Regions from separate parts of the Mus musculus genome. Here region 1 is linked to region 2. A link is a contact called in ENCODE POLR2A ChIA-PET data. All regions are on one chromosome and are shown on one strand. Each heading gives the region's core, a stretch centred on a gene start or an enhancer-like site at or near the end of the contact. The rest is flanking DNA. Distances are from core to core; before and after follow the strand shown. Region 1 holds the start of Tob2 (transducer of ERBB2, 2). Region 2 overlaps Aco2 (aconitase 2, mitochondrial).

The links. ChIA-PET counts read pairs that join two places held with the same protein, here RNA polymerase II (POLR2A).
Region 1: POLR2A ChIA-PET joins it to region 2 with 20 read pairs in embryonic stem cell. The contact joins the promoter of Tob2 here to the enhancer-like site in region 2. POLR2A ChIA-PET finds 5 or more read pairs at or near these places in 4 of 5 experiments (Patski and embryonic stem cell).

The regions. Positions count from the first base shown.
Region 1 is chr15:81,853,483-81,859,883 of GRCm38, reverse strand. It overlaps Tob2 (transducer of ERBB2, 2), which reads left to right and starts at 1,558. Exons shown (of 2, transcript NM_020507.3): 1 at 1,558-1,948.
Region 2 is chr15:81,885,968-81,893,011 of GRCm38, reverse strand. It overlaps Aco2 (aconitase 2, mitochondrial), which reads right to left. Exons shown (of 18, transcript NM_080633.2): 2 at 3,578-3,714. Among named protein-coding and RNA genes, the nearest start is that of Aco2, 17 kb to the right of the region's middle. Within about 2 kb of position 1,669, at least 1 of the 3 ENCODE cell types and tissues checked has a DNase peak (open chromatin) inside an H3K27ac peak, as active enhancers do.

The sequences.
Region 1 (6,401 bases), core at 309-2,808, 33 kb after region 2:
GACACACGCGCTTAGGTTTCCTCCTGCCATCCTGGCACCGCGGAGTTTGCCCTCCCGCCCGGCATTTCTCTCCTCCTGTCTAGGAAAGCGTATTTAAATCTCTATACCTCCGTTGATCTCTGCTCTTGCCTACGTGATCAAGGAAAATAAAACGCACACAGTTCGTAACTGGAAACTTTCCGATCTCACCGCCCCACGTGGGTTCGGAGACTGCCGTTGCACCGGAACCTTCAGGAACGTGAATAAAGAATAGGGGTTGGCCAGGCGTGGTGGTGCACGCCTTTAATCCCAGCACTCGGGAGACAGAGGCAGGCTGATTTCTGAGTTCGAGGCCAGCCTGGTCTACAAAGTGAGTTCCACGACAGTCAGAGCTATACAGAGAAACCCTGTCTCGAACCCCCCCCCCCAAGAAAAAAAAAAAAGAAGAAGAGGAGGGGTTGTTGAATTGGAAAATAGGCGAACTAAGGCGGGGGCTAGGGGAACTGTACACAAGGCCAGCGGTCCTCCAGCCTAGTCTGATAGTCCAGTTCTCCTAGGGTTTCAACCCGCCACAGATCCTAGACCCCCTCATCGCTGAGCCTGCACTGTCACAAAGCCACAGAGTAGAAAAAGCGTGACCAAAATCCGGGCCCGGGTGCGCCTCGCTTCGCCGCCGCCGGGTGCTGTCGGGCTTAATGAACACCCTGCTCACCTTGCCAGGGCTGGCGCTTCTTCTGCGACTATTGCTAGAAGGAGCGCGGCTCTCATGCTCTCCTGTGCGTGGGTAACCTGCTCCAGAGAGCTCGAGGACCTCAGCAGAGGGGCGGCGGTCGCGCGTGGCCAGCCCTATTATGGTGTTTGGGACCCAACTTTCCGGGCTGGGAGTGCATGACTAACCGGTGCTCCGCTCTTTTTTCTAACCCTCGATCTTCTTGCACCCTTCCCTTCCCTTCGATCTTCCACGTCCCCACCAGGAGGGCGACACTGGTAAACTCAGGTTAGCCTACACTCAGATCCAGAACCTTCCTGGAGGTGGCATCGTGCCACTGTCTCCCCAAATTCAGAATGAACAAATCGGAACCGGGGAGTTCAAGTCACGGGGACCGTCAGAACTGAAGAGTCATGCCGTCTAGGTCTTAGGGAACTTTGAGAGCTGGGGCTAGGGTTTGGAGTTCTCAGGGCCCCGGTGATGCCAGCAACAGCCACTGTGTCCCAGGCTACTTCCTAATGGCCTGTTGTGTTCCAGGTCTGTCCCTACCCTCCCCGGGGTTGGTCTACACCGGTTTAAAAAAAAAAGAAAAAAACGTACATGGCGAGCTCAGACTGCTTTGGAGTCTTAAGAGAAGAAATCCGGCGCTAAGGCGCTCAGAAGGATTCCGAGGGTGAGCAGCCCCGCTGAGGACGTGGCAGGGAGGGGTCTAGAGGAGACAAGGTGAGAAGATCGCTATTACACTTCCCGCAGAACCTGGAATCCCAACCTACGACTGGGCTGCGAGGGGTTAAAGATGCCAAGGGAGGAAAAGTAGTCCCGGCCCCGCCCCGGCTGGGCGGAGGGACGCATCACGCAGGGGTGGGGAAAGCAGATTCATGCGCAGGGTTGCTGAGGGTGAAACTTTTCATTGACTTTGCTCACTTCGGGCCCAGGCGCGGGAAGGTGCAGGTCGTTGAGACTGAGTGTCGTGGGAACCGAGAGGCCAGAAGGACAGGACCTGCCAGACGAGTACATCCAGGGCTGGCCTCCATCCACCGCGTGACGGGTGCCATCCTCGGGTCCGCCATCCCCGCGCCGTCGCCGCCGAGCTCGACCTCCAAAAACAGCGGAAAGAATCACATGAGCTCGGTCCTCGTCCCTCTCTACCCTCAAACGACGTAAAAGGACACCGTGGCCCTCAGCCTCGCGGTGCCCGGGAAGCTGGGAGAGAGACCTCCGTCCCGCGGCCTGCAGAGCGGACCCTTCGTGGAGACCCGAGTGAGTGCGCGGGCTTGCGGGCGGGGGACGCCCACACTGGTCCACTCCCCTGCTGCCCCTCTCCGGATCCGCCCCTGTTTCGCTCTCCATCACTCTCTTTGATCCTGGGGTACCTAGTTTCGAGTGCGGCCCTCTCCTAAGCGGAGAGCGTTTCCTCCTTGACCTCCTTCCCCATTTATTCACGCCTCACTCGTTATGTTTTCCTTGCCCCCCCCCCCCAGAAACCAAACTCTGGCCAGAGTTAAATAAATTATGGGAAGGGAGGGGATTCTATCTTTATTTTTCGGCTGCTTTTCACGTGTGCGGGGTGGTGATTATTAACACAGTCTGTTTCTGTCCCTTTGGAACCTGTGAGATGGGAAATTTGGACATCCCCTTCTTGGTGACAGGGCCGGTTAGTGGAGAGTGCCCTTGGGTTGCCGAGCAAGAACTCATTGCAGGTTGAGCTCTTTATATACTTGTGTAGGCGGAAAAAAAAGTACCCAAAGAGCCTGTCGGATAGTGTATTAATTGTGTCTGATCTCTTCTATTCCTAAACTTCCCCTTCTGTCTGAGGGGGATGTACTCCGCCCTTGACCAAAAATCTAAGGAGGGAAAAGGGAAAAGCCATCCCCTCCCCTGGGAGCAACCAGAACTTCACACAGCAGGCTTTGGGATCAGCAGACAGGGTTTCCGGTGCCAGTTCGGTGTCTAACCTACCCCCCCCCCCCCCATCCACCCTAACCTATCCACCCTGGCCTGGGAGTGGGTTTGGTTTCTCTTTGATTTCTTAACAACAATAAAAATCCTGTTGCTTGCCTGAGCGCCTACCCCCAATGCCTCACTTAAGCACTGGGGAAAACAGCTGGTGTGGGAGGCAGGATTAGGGAGGTTTAACACCCTGCCGGGGAGGGTTGCTGAGGATCTGGTAAGTCTGGTCCTAGGGTAGGCCTTGTAATGGGGAGGAGACTCAGACTTTCTGAATATTGGATGATGCCCGGGTTTCAGATGTACGGATTTTGCTTGCCTGCCTGGGAACCTTTCCCCATTTCCTTTACCTGGGTCTGGTTTCTCAGATTTGTATTAAAAGTGGGGTAAGGCTTGGGCACTACCGGCTTCGGGCTTTATTGTCGACCGGGTGCCTCCTCACAGCTCTACTAGGAATTTCTTTGGCTTGGCCAACAAGACTGGAGAATCGGATCTAATGCTTGCCATTCCCTTCCTGGCTGTGGAGGTGCTGGAGCAGAGCCTACTGAGTATTAGGTGAAAAGGGCTCGTTTCTTCTTGAATACACTGCTCCTACATCTACCACAGACAGCGACACTCCTTTGAGATCCAGAGGCTGGGGCCGGAGCGGTGGCTCTATCCATTCCAGCCCACCTGGTTCATCTAGGAAAAACCCCTTAGTTGCAGAGCCCTGATTCAGTAAGCTTAGGAGGTCATGAAAGAAAAGGGGAGTTATTGGAGTCTAGCCTGAACAAGGACGTGGGGAGAAAGGATACCCGGTGAGAGGCCTTATGGGCAGATTTATGCCAAACGTCTCTGGTGATGGGGGGGGGGGGGCACCCACTCGCTGCAGTGCGCATGTGCATCGGAAACTTTTCCTGGGCTTCGGACCCTTGGCCAGGACCTAGAGCGGGGCATGCGCGGTCTATCTGGCTGGGCCCTCGCGTAGTACACAGGGAAGTGTAGTGTGCTCGAAAAGTAGGTCACGAGTTTCTAGCCTCGCCAGGAGGCCAGAGGACTACGTCTCCCAGAGTGCTGAGCGGTACCGCCTTGAGTGAGGCGAGCCTGGGGCCCCTGAGATCCCTGAAGGGACCTGCCTTGGACTGTGATATGGGGTGTAAGCCCGATGCGCTCATCACTGCAAATATCCTGGAAGGGCTGCAATCTATATTGCCCGCTGGGCCGCTGCCTCCAGGATAAAAGCTAAGGACTAATCCCTGGGAAGCAAGCTGAGCCTTGCTGTCGCTGTCCACTGTGGCTGTACTTCTTGACCATGTTAAAATGCCCCCACCTACCCACATTTACCTGAAGCATGGAGATGATTGATTCTAGGATGTTGGGAATTTGAGATACCTGAATTTTTTATATGGGAGGTATAGATTCCTTTTCCTCGCCCTTTCTACAACATTGCTTCTCTCTCGCTTTCTTCCTTCCTTCCTTCCTTCCTTCCTTCCTTCCTTCCTTTCTTTCTTTGGTTATCTTTCTAGTGTTTTGTTGAAAAAAAAAAAAAAAAAAGATCCGAGTCCACTGCAGCTGCTTAACAGATCTGTTTGTTCTTTTTTGGAAGGGTAGTTATTTCTAAGCTTTCCAATCTTAACGTACTTCCATAAATATTTTATATATAAGGACTATAATTTGCCCATCACTTTCTAAAAAAACAAACTCGGCCAAATGGTTGCGCCTATCTTTAGCTGAAGACAGGACAGTAGCAGCACTTTAATCCTCTGCTCTGTAAGCTTCTCGAAGTCAAAATTAGAGTCTGAGCTGATGGAGCAGGGGATCTCATTCTACTCGCCTGGCCTTTTTGTAAGGCTCCACACTGTCCATCTGGCCTGACATGTCCTCCAGTTAGAGAGGGGAAGGAGGCGCTTTGAGTCCTTGTCTGTGCAGAACACCTCTGAGGTATAAGTGATGTGCAGACCCGGTTGCTTATGCCACGAATGCCGGTTCTCTAGGCAGGGCTGATGACAGCAATCCCATTGTAGTTTGGAGTGAGGCAGCTTTTCAGTGACTTTGGCCTACATTTAGAATGTTCCCTTTCTGAGGCTGTACTGTTCAGGGGTACAGGGGTAACTGGAAGGCAATTGTACAGCAAAACTTGAGAAAGTTTCTACATCTAGAAAGGTGTAGAAGCCCTTCCGGGTAGAATAACTAAGAGGCTCGTTTTAAGAGACTCTACAGTGCGTTTAAGACAGTATCACATTGACACTGAATCTGTTTTACTTTTCAAAAAATCCTTTAAAAATACCACTCGTAACTTCAGGCCCCTTCCAGAGACCTGATGCAAACGTTCTCCTCATGTTGGACACCTTCAGTGGACCACTGTAGTCCTTTCAAACCTCCATTTTTTTCTAACTTATTATTTTTAATTATGCACAGATCTGTGTATCTTCATATGGGTATGTGTACATGAGGGCAGGTGGCTGAGACCAGAGACATTAGATTCCCTGGAGGGAGAGTTCCAGGTTGTTGAGAGCTGCCTGGCATGAGTGCTGGCAGCCAAACTCGGGTTCTCTGGTAGAGCAGTGAATAGTCTTAACTACTAGGCCATTTCTCTAGAACCTTGAACCTTTTTTTTTTTCCTTTATATGTAAGTACACTGTAGCTGTCTTCAGACACACCAGAAGAGGGTGTCGGATCCTGTTACAGATGGTTGTGAGCCACCATGTGGTTGCTGGGAATTGAACTCAGGAAGTCTAGAAGAGCAGTCAGCGCTCTTAACCCCTGAGTCATCTCTCCAGCCCCCCCCCCTTTTTAAATTTATTTATTATGTATATAGTGTTATGCCTGCAGGCCAGAAGAGGGCATCAGATTCCATTACAGATGGTTGTGAGCCACCATGTGGCTGCTGGGAATTGAACTCAGAACCTCTGGAAGAGCAGCCAGTGTCTTAACTGCTGAGCCATCTCTCCAGGCCCTGAACCTTCATTCTTAAACGATCATTGCAGAAGGCATGAGTTGCTTGAACATAGGAGTTCTTTAGTATAGCTGGCCTTGAACTGGCTTTTCTGCTCCTACCCCCAAGTGATGAGTTTATGGGCTCACATCACCATGCCCAGAGTCCTCAGCTGTGAGTTTTGTATCTGATGATGACCCTGATTCTCGTCAACTAAGCCCCTTTTTCTCTCCTTTTTTCTTTATCTCTTTCTCCTTTCTTTTGGAGGCATTCTTTCTACATAGCCCTGGCTATCTTAGAACTCACTATATAGACCAGGCTGGCCTGTTCAAACTCAAAGATATGCCTGTTTGCCTCCCAAATGCTGGGATTAAAGGCATTTGTAACACTCCTTATTCGATTTAACCATTCTTTTTAAACCCAAAATGATCCTAAAATCAATCTGTTTTGGTCATGCGTAGACACTTGAGGAAACTAGCAGACCTGTGTGGAGGCCAGGCTAAGGGGGAAGTCAGGATTCCTGGAATTCTGAGCAGCAATTCCTTTCTGTTTCTCAGCCTTGGACTGAGGGTGATTCAATGAGGTGCTTACACTTCCTGCTGTAGATTGACTCTGCGTGCCTTCCCAGGTATACACAACACACACACACACACACACACACACCCCAGAAGTCTCCTTGGAAGATTCAGTTCTAAGCATGCCCATGAGAGCCTGAGAACTAACATGAAAATGTGTGACAGTGAGTGTTCATAAAACTCAAGGCTCTCGCCGGGCAGTGGTGGCTCACGCCTTTAATCCCAGCACTTGAGAGGCAGAGGCAGGTGGGTTTCTGAGTTCGAGGCCAGCCTGGTC
Region 2 (7,044 bases), core at 420-2,919:
AGCAGTAAGTACTTAACTCTCTCTAGACCCTTTGTCCTGTTTTTTGTTTTGTTTTGTTTTGTTTTTTGGGTCGGGGGTAGAGGGCAGGGGGGCAGGACTAGGAATTTACTTTATAGCCCAGATTGGCTGCAAGCTCAAGAACCAACTATCTTGACTTCATGAGTGTTAGAATTACAGGTACACTAGAATTTGTAGATACCTGCCACCAGCTTGACATCGTTCTCTTATTTTCAAACAGCTTTATTAAGATAGGACACAGTAGCTCTGTGCTCTCAGCATTCAGGAGGCTGAGGTGACAGGACTGACACAGTGTAAGATGAGCCGAACAGTTAAGGCTGGTCAGGGCTACAGAGCAAGACTTTCCCTCCTCAAACAAGCAAAGGCATCCTGAGAGGCCGCTTTACTGAGGTATAATTAGACTGATAAGCCCTGTACAGGGCATATGTTTTGGAACTGGAAGTAGCTCAGATGCAGAGCAGGAGGTGCTAGGACCTTTACTTGGTCCTCATTACCACACACACAAACATCCCGAAACCCACACCCCAAAGCCCTTCCCTGCCCTCTGGTAATAACCCAGCCCATTCCCAGCCTACCATGCTCTCCAGTCTGTGACCAAAGGTCAGTGTTATGTGACTAGAGCCCTAAATCCTGGGATTGTTTATGTGTGTGTGGACATGTGCAAATAGGTATCTGTAGAGGCCAGAGGACTGGCGATCCCCTGGAATCAGAGTCATAGTGGATGGTGCCAGGAATTGAACTTGGGTCTCTCTAGAAGAGAACACTGAGTCATCTCTCCAGTCCCTACTCTTAGGCTTTCATAAGCACTTCATGCATAGAACTCATTTATACTCACAGTGCAGATGAGGAAACTGAGGCTCTGGGAGGAAAGTGAGTTCTCCCAGGTCCCAAAGCTGAGGTACAAAACTAGATGCAAGGATCCAACAGGGTGTGCTGTCTGTGCTCTCATGCTGACTCTACTGCTGACCCAGCATGACTCAGCAGGAAACGTGGACCCTTCCTTCTCCTCTGCCTGCCTGGGCCCATCTACTAATCTCAGTCTCCTAAGCCCTTGAACTAAGAGCTCTTCTCTAAAGTCCTAGATGGCCGGGCGGTGGTGGCACACACCTTTGATCCCAGCACTCGGGAGGCAGAGGCAGGCGGATTTCTGAGTTCGAGCCCAGTCTGGTCTACAAAGTGAGTTCCAGGACAGCCAGGGCTACACAGAAAAACCCTGTCTCGAAAAACCAAAAACCAAAAAAAAAAAAAAAAAAAAAGTCCTAGCTGTTCAGCTCAACTGGTAGTTCTAAGAATCTCTAGGTCTGCTTCATTAGAGAAGCCAGTAAAAGCAGCAAGGCTGGCCCTTTGCAGCAGCATATCCCAGGCAGGTGGGTGGCAGTGACTCACTGTATAGAATATAACCTCTCTTTCTGGGCTCAAGAGAGCTGAAAAATAGCACTAAAACCTTGAAAGAAATGCCTGAAATGCTCTTTAAACAAAGACCAGCCCGACACTGGGCTGCTTAGAAGGCTCAGCAAGTAAAGGCGCTCACCTCCACAATAGGTGACCTCAGTGTGGCCTGAGATGAACACACTCTAATACAGTATATGATGTACAGCTGACAGTGAGCAAAACTAGGGCAGCTTACCAGTACGTCTTCTGATAGAGAGTGACTTCGGATCTCTATCTATATTTATCTGTCCCTCTGTTCTTCTGGGTGGTGTTCTGTTCCTGGAAATGGAGTCTGGCTCTACTGTCAAAGGCTCTGAGAGGAGGAAGAGTCCCCTAGCCGTGCTCTGCCTTCTTTAAAGCTCTTAGACTAGCTTGATCTTCCTTAGGTCTTATGGGTGCAGTTACAGCCGTTGTAAGCTCATGTTTGATCAAGACACATGACATGCATGTTTGAAATTCTCAAACAAGAAAACACATTCTTTAGAATAAAAAACTTCTTAGAAGAGCCTTACCTCTACTTTTTCTCTATGTCATGGTTTTTTAGCCCTGGCACTACCTACACGTGGGCCAGGTGACTCTGCTATAAGGCTGTCCTGTGGCTGTTTAGTGGTGTTGTTAGTTCCTACCCACTACGTAGTAACAACCCTCACTCTGTTTCTAGTAAAGATAACTAAGAAATGTCTTGACGTACTGCTGAGCATCTCCTGAGAGCAAAACCAACTCTCTGAGGACAGCTGCTTGGTTCATGGCGACAACAAGAAAGGGCAGTTTTTCCAGTTACCTGAACCATGCAGATAGTTACCAGAATTCTCTGGTTAACACAGGGGAAAAAAATGGAAATTTTTTAGTAATTTTATTGACAAAGTTAAAATCTAAATATTGGTTTTGTTGCTTCAGCCAATTGCTCAGAGTAAAAACTAAATGACAAGCAAGCCAGGTGGTCCTGGAACTTGCTCTATAGATGAGGCTATTTTTAAAAGCAGAGATCCGCCTGCCTCTGCCTTCCTTGTGCTGGGCATGCACCAGAGGATCCTATTAAATATAGGGTTCTTAGCCGGGCGTGGTGGCGCACGCCTTTAATCCCAGCACTTGAGAGGCAGAGGTAGGCAGATTTCTGAGTTCGAGGCCAGCCTGGTCTACAAAGTGAGTTCCAGGACAGCCAGGGCTATACAGAGAAACCCTGTCTCAAAAAACAAAAACAAACAAAAAATAAATATAGGGCTCTTATCAGTTAAACTGCAGTGCAATCTCAGAGTCTTGGTCTGAAGAGACTCCCATGTGATGCCAAAAACCAACAGTGTTTGAAGCAAGGTCAAGCTCCCCTGAGTTATAACTGTGAGGGTGGGGAGCAGGGGCTGATGTAAGAGCCTCCCAGGTGACTTAAGCATAGAGTCTGGATGAACCCCACAAGACTAGAAGCTGGCTTGGGACTGGCTCAGTTGGTAGAGTGCTTACCTACTATGCACAAAGAACTGGATTTAAGGTCCAGTGTCATATATGATGGCACATGCCTATAATCCTAGCACTTGGTAGGTACAGGCAAAAGGATCAGAAATTCAAGATCATATCCTTGGCTACACAGTGAGTTCAAGGCCAGCCAGGTATACATGAAACCCAAATGTCAAGACGGCTCATTGGGGAAAGGTACTTGCCACGGAGTCTGACAATCTTAGTTCAATCCCTGGGACCCACATGGTAGAACAAGAGAATAATGAATGACTGCCCCAAGTTGTCCTCTAATCTCTTCATGTGTGCTGTAACACGCACACACACACACACACACATACACACACACACACACTAAAATGTAATTTAAAAAGCAATATTAGAACCAATTCTGGGGCCACTAAAGTCAGAGAGCATAGGCTAAGTGTAGGCTTCACCAGTCAACAGACTTAGAACTTTATTTAGAAGGTAGTTCTCTGCTGTGACACTCCTGGTGCTCCTGCCTCCTCCACCTCTCAAGTGCTAGGACTGCAGGCATGGGACACTGTCCCTGTTCTCTTCTTAATGTTACTCCTTGGATAAGGGACAGAAGCTCCAACACAAGATTTTCCTCTGCTGGGACCTTCGTTTCCTGAAAGGGAAGCAGCTTTCAGCTGTCACCTCAGGCTCCCCACAGCCTTACCGTTTACGGACAATGTTAATGTTCTTCTCTAGCAGGTCATATCGGATGTACTCACTGGGCTCAAAATGGCTCATGGCCACCTTGGCCCGTTGGCACAGGACAGAGGCCACATGGTACTGCCGCACACCCAGGGCCTTCTGCAAAACATAAGAAAACAGCACCATCAACGGGTTTGTTTCTCAAGTGTCTACATCTGAAAGACAGGTCCATGTAGTGAAAAAAATCAGGTGTCATGAGCTGTTATGTGACTGTAGCCTCATATCCCTTACCTGAAGATGGGTATCTTGGCAGCCACAGAAACATTTCCAAGAGGAGGAAATGGAAGGGCTTCCCAGCAGAGCCATCAGGCTCAAAGTCAAGTTCTACCACACAATTTCAACAGCTAAACAAGCCTTTTTGAGGCAAAACAGGCCTGGTTTGAACGCTTCATTGGCTAAGTCCTAGAGGAGTCTGTAACGGAGATCTAATAAGCTCTGTGGCCCATTCAGAAACACCCATGTCCAAGTTCAAGCAGCCGTGACACAATGCGCACACAGTAAGTTCCCTGAGGGTGGCGAAGGGCTCCCTTGCTATCTGACAGACTTACGTGTCTGCAAGATGGAAGAATGAATGAGAGGAGCCTGTCTTATGCTTGGTCATTATTACCTCACCCTTTCCAAAGGTGTTGCGTGACCCCGCCCCTTTTACCATGTGGAACAATGACTTCTAATGTAAGGGGGTGAGTGACGGTGTGGACCTTTTAATGGAGGCCATCAAAGGTATATTCTGTCAGGTTGACTCTGCCTTGGATTGCTCTGGGAAAAGACAATCACCATGCTGTTTAGACATATAAGCAGTTCAGGGAGAAGCCCATGCAGAAAGGAACAGTGGCCGCCTGTCAGTACCAGCACTGCCTTGTAAATGAGCCACCTGGCAAAGGAATGCATCTACTCCTACACAAGGCTTCACAGGTACCATTGGAAAAAAACTGTTTGCAGTGCTGAGGACTTCGCACATGGAAGACAAGCACTCTACTGCTGAACTACAGAGCTCAGCTCATCCAGACTATACCCACTTAACTGAGGCCGTGCCAGAACCACCTGGACAAGATACCCCTAGATTCCTGGACCACAGAAACTGGGAGAGGTAAATGTTGACTGTTGCTTCTATTTTGAGGTTCTATTTTGAGGCCTGTAATGCAGCAATGAATAAACAATAGTGAGGCTGGAGGACACTAAGTTAATTTTAAAACTCTGGATGACAACATTAACAAAGAAGGTGGGGGGTGGAGAGATGGCTCAGGGGTTAAGAGCACTGGCTGCTCTTTCAGAGGACCTGAGTTCAATTCGCAGCAACTACATGCTGGCTCACAACCATCTGTAATGGGATCTGATGCCCTCTTCTGGTGTGTCTGAAGAGTGACAGTGTACTTGTATACATTAAAAAAACAAACAAACAAACAAACAAAAAAACCCAGAAAAGGTGACCAAGATTAAGTAAATTCATCTGTCTTGGGAATGGTTTCTACTCTAAAACACCATGACCAAAAAGCAGCTTGGGGAGGAACGGGTTTATGTGCAGGTAACAGTCTATCACTGAGGGAGTCAGGGCAGAAACTCAGGGCGGCCCTGGTACAGAAGTCATGGAGGAGAGCTGCTTACTGCGTTGTCCATCCTGCTGTCTTATGGTGCCCAGCAGCCCAGGGGCGGCACCATCCAGTCAGTGGGGTCTTCCCACCAAGCACTAATCAAGAGAATGCTCCATAAGCTCGTTCACAGGCCAATCTAGCAGGAATATTTTCTTAGTTGAGGTTCCCTCTTCCAAGATGACTCTAGCTTGCGTCAGGCTGACATAAACCAGCTATCCTGGAACCCCCAGAAAGGACAGTAGAAAGGAAGACAAACTGACACTGGTGACCCAGGTCCCTTTGCAGTCTCCTGGAGATGATGAATCCCTGTTTGTTCCCACAGAAAAACTCAGTGCAGGTTCTCGGTGCTAAGAACAGGCCACCTCATGAAGCAGCATCCACCCTCACTAACGAATGACCTTCCCAATGCAGAGTTCAGATCTACTTGCCCTTCAGCTCAAAGGCCAGCACAGAGCCTTACTGTCTGCCTCATTAGCTGATGTAAAAGTCCTGCCCTGGGGCTGGTGAGATGGCTCAGTGGGTAAGAGCACCCGACTGCTCTTCCAGAGGTCCAGAGTTCAAATCCCAGCAACCACATGGTGGCTCACAACCATCTGTAATGCAATCTGATGCCCTCTTCTGGAGTATCTGAGGACAGCTACAGTGTACTTACATATAATAAATAAATAAATCTTTAAAAAAAAAAAAAAAAAAGTCCTGCCCCATGACACAGCGAAGGACTTCCCTGTGCCAAGGCACAGAAAAGGCAAAGTATTTCTGTTGCAACTACACCCAGCCTGAAACAGAGATAGGGCAGACTGGTTTTGATCTGAGTGTGTATTGGGCACAAGCACTGATTGTGCAAGCAGTTTTAAGATGACTGAAGCTGGGCACTCATCGCTTCAGAGCCACTGTGAAAACCAGGAGAGACTCTGTCAAGCTCTGAGTAGTTTGAGTACTTTTCTTTTTTTAGGGTGTTTATTTTCGATAGTCTTACTCTGAAGCCCTGGCTGGCTCAGAACTCACTATGTAGAACAGGCTGATCTCTGCTTCCCACTGCTGAGATTATGGCACGTGCCACCAAGCCCAGAGTTAGCTTGGGTTCTTCTTGCTGCTGTGCACCGATAGCACCACAGCCTTCACTGTGTCCTGCACAAATCGAGACGCTATACAGCTGTGGCACAGCTTGCTTCTTCACTAACAGCTTAGTGCAGAAACAGTTGTCCATGTCTGTACCTGGACCTATCTGTCCAATTTTCAAGTTCCAAAAGGCAATCCGCATATGCAGAAATGAGCTCAAGTTGGACTATAGGATTCCTAGAAGATAAAAGGCAGCATTCCTGAGGAATTTGTGAAACTGGTTCCCACCTGTCAAAAGGAGTCATTTCCCTTACCTCTGGCAAAGTGACACATGGCTCCATTGATATACTCCTGTGGCACCTTTCAGCTCACCAAAGCCTCTGGGCTCCCTCAGTCCCCACACCAATGACCCAACCTTTCCCTCCCGCAGATATCACTCTCCTTAAAAACCAGCTGTTCTCTACTGTTTCCTGCACTCTCTCCACTCCCCTCTCCTACTTCTATAACCCTGGCATGTCCAGTGTGCTGGCCATATTCAGTCTACTTTTTTCACTTTGCTCTGAGCTCTTCCGGATGCCTCTGACGATTCTCTCGTGCTTACAAACTTTAGCCATATCTTGGAGCCGTCATGTCTGTAGCTTCTTTACTGTGTCCACTCACATTAACTATTTATTTTTAGAAATTGACTACCCTAAGCATTAGTTACCTTAGAAATAAAAATAACAATTTCAGAGTCTAGCCTGGCAGGCAAAACCATAAACTACTCCTAATCACAATGCCA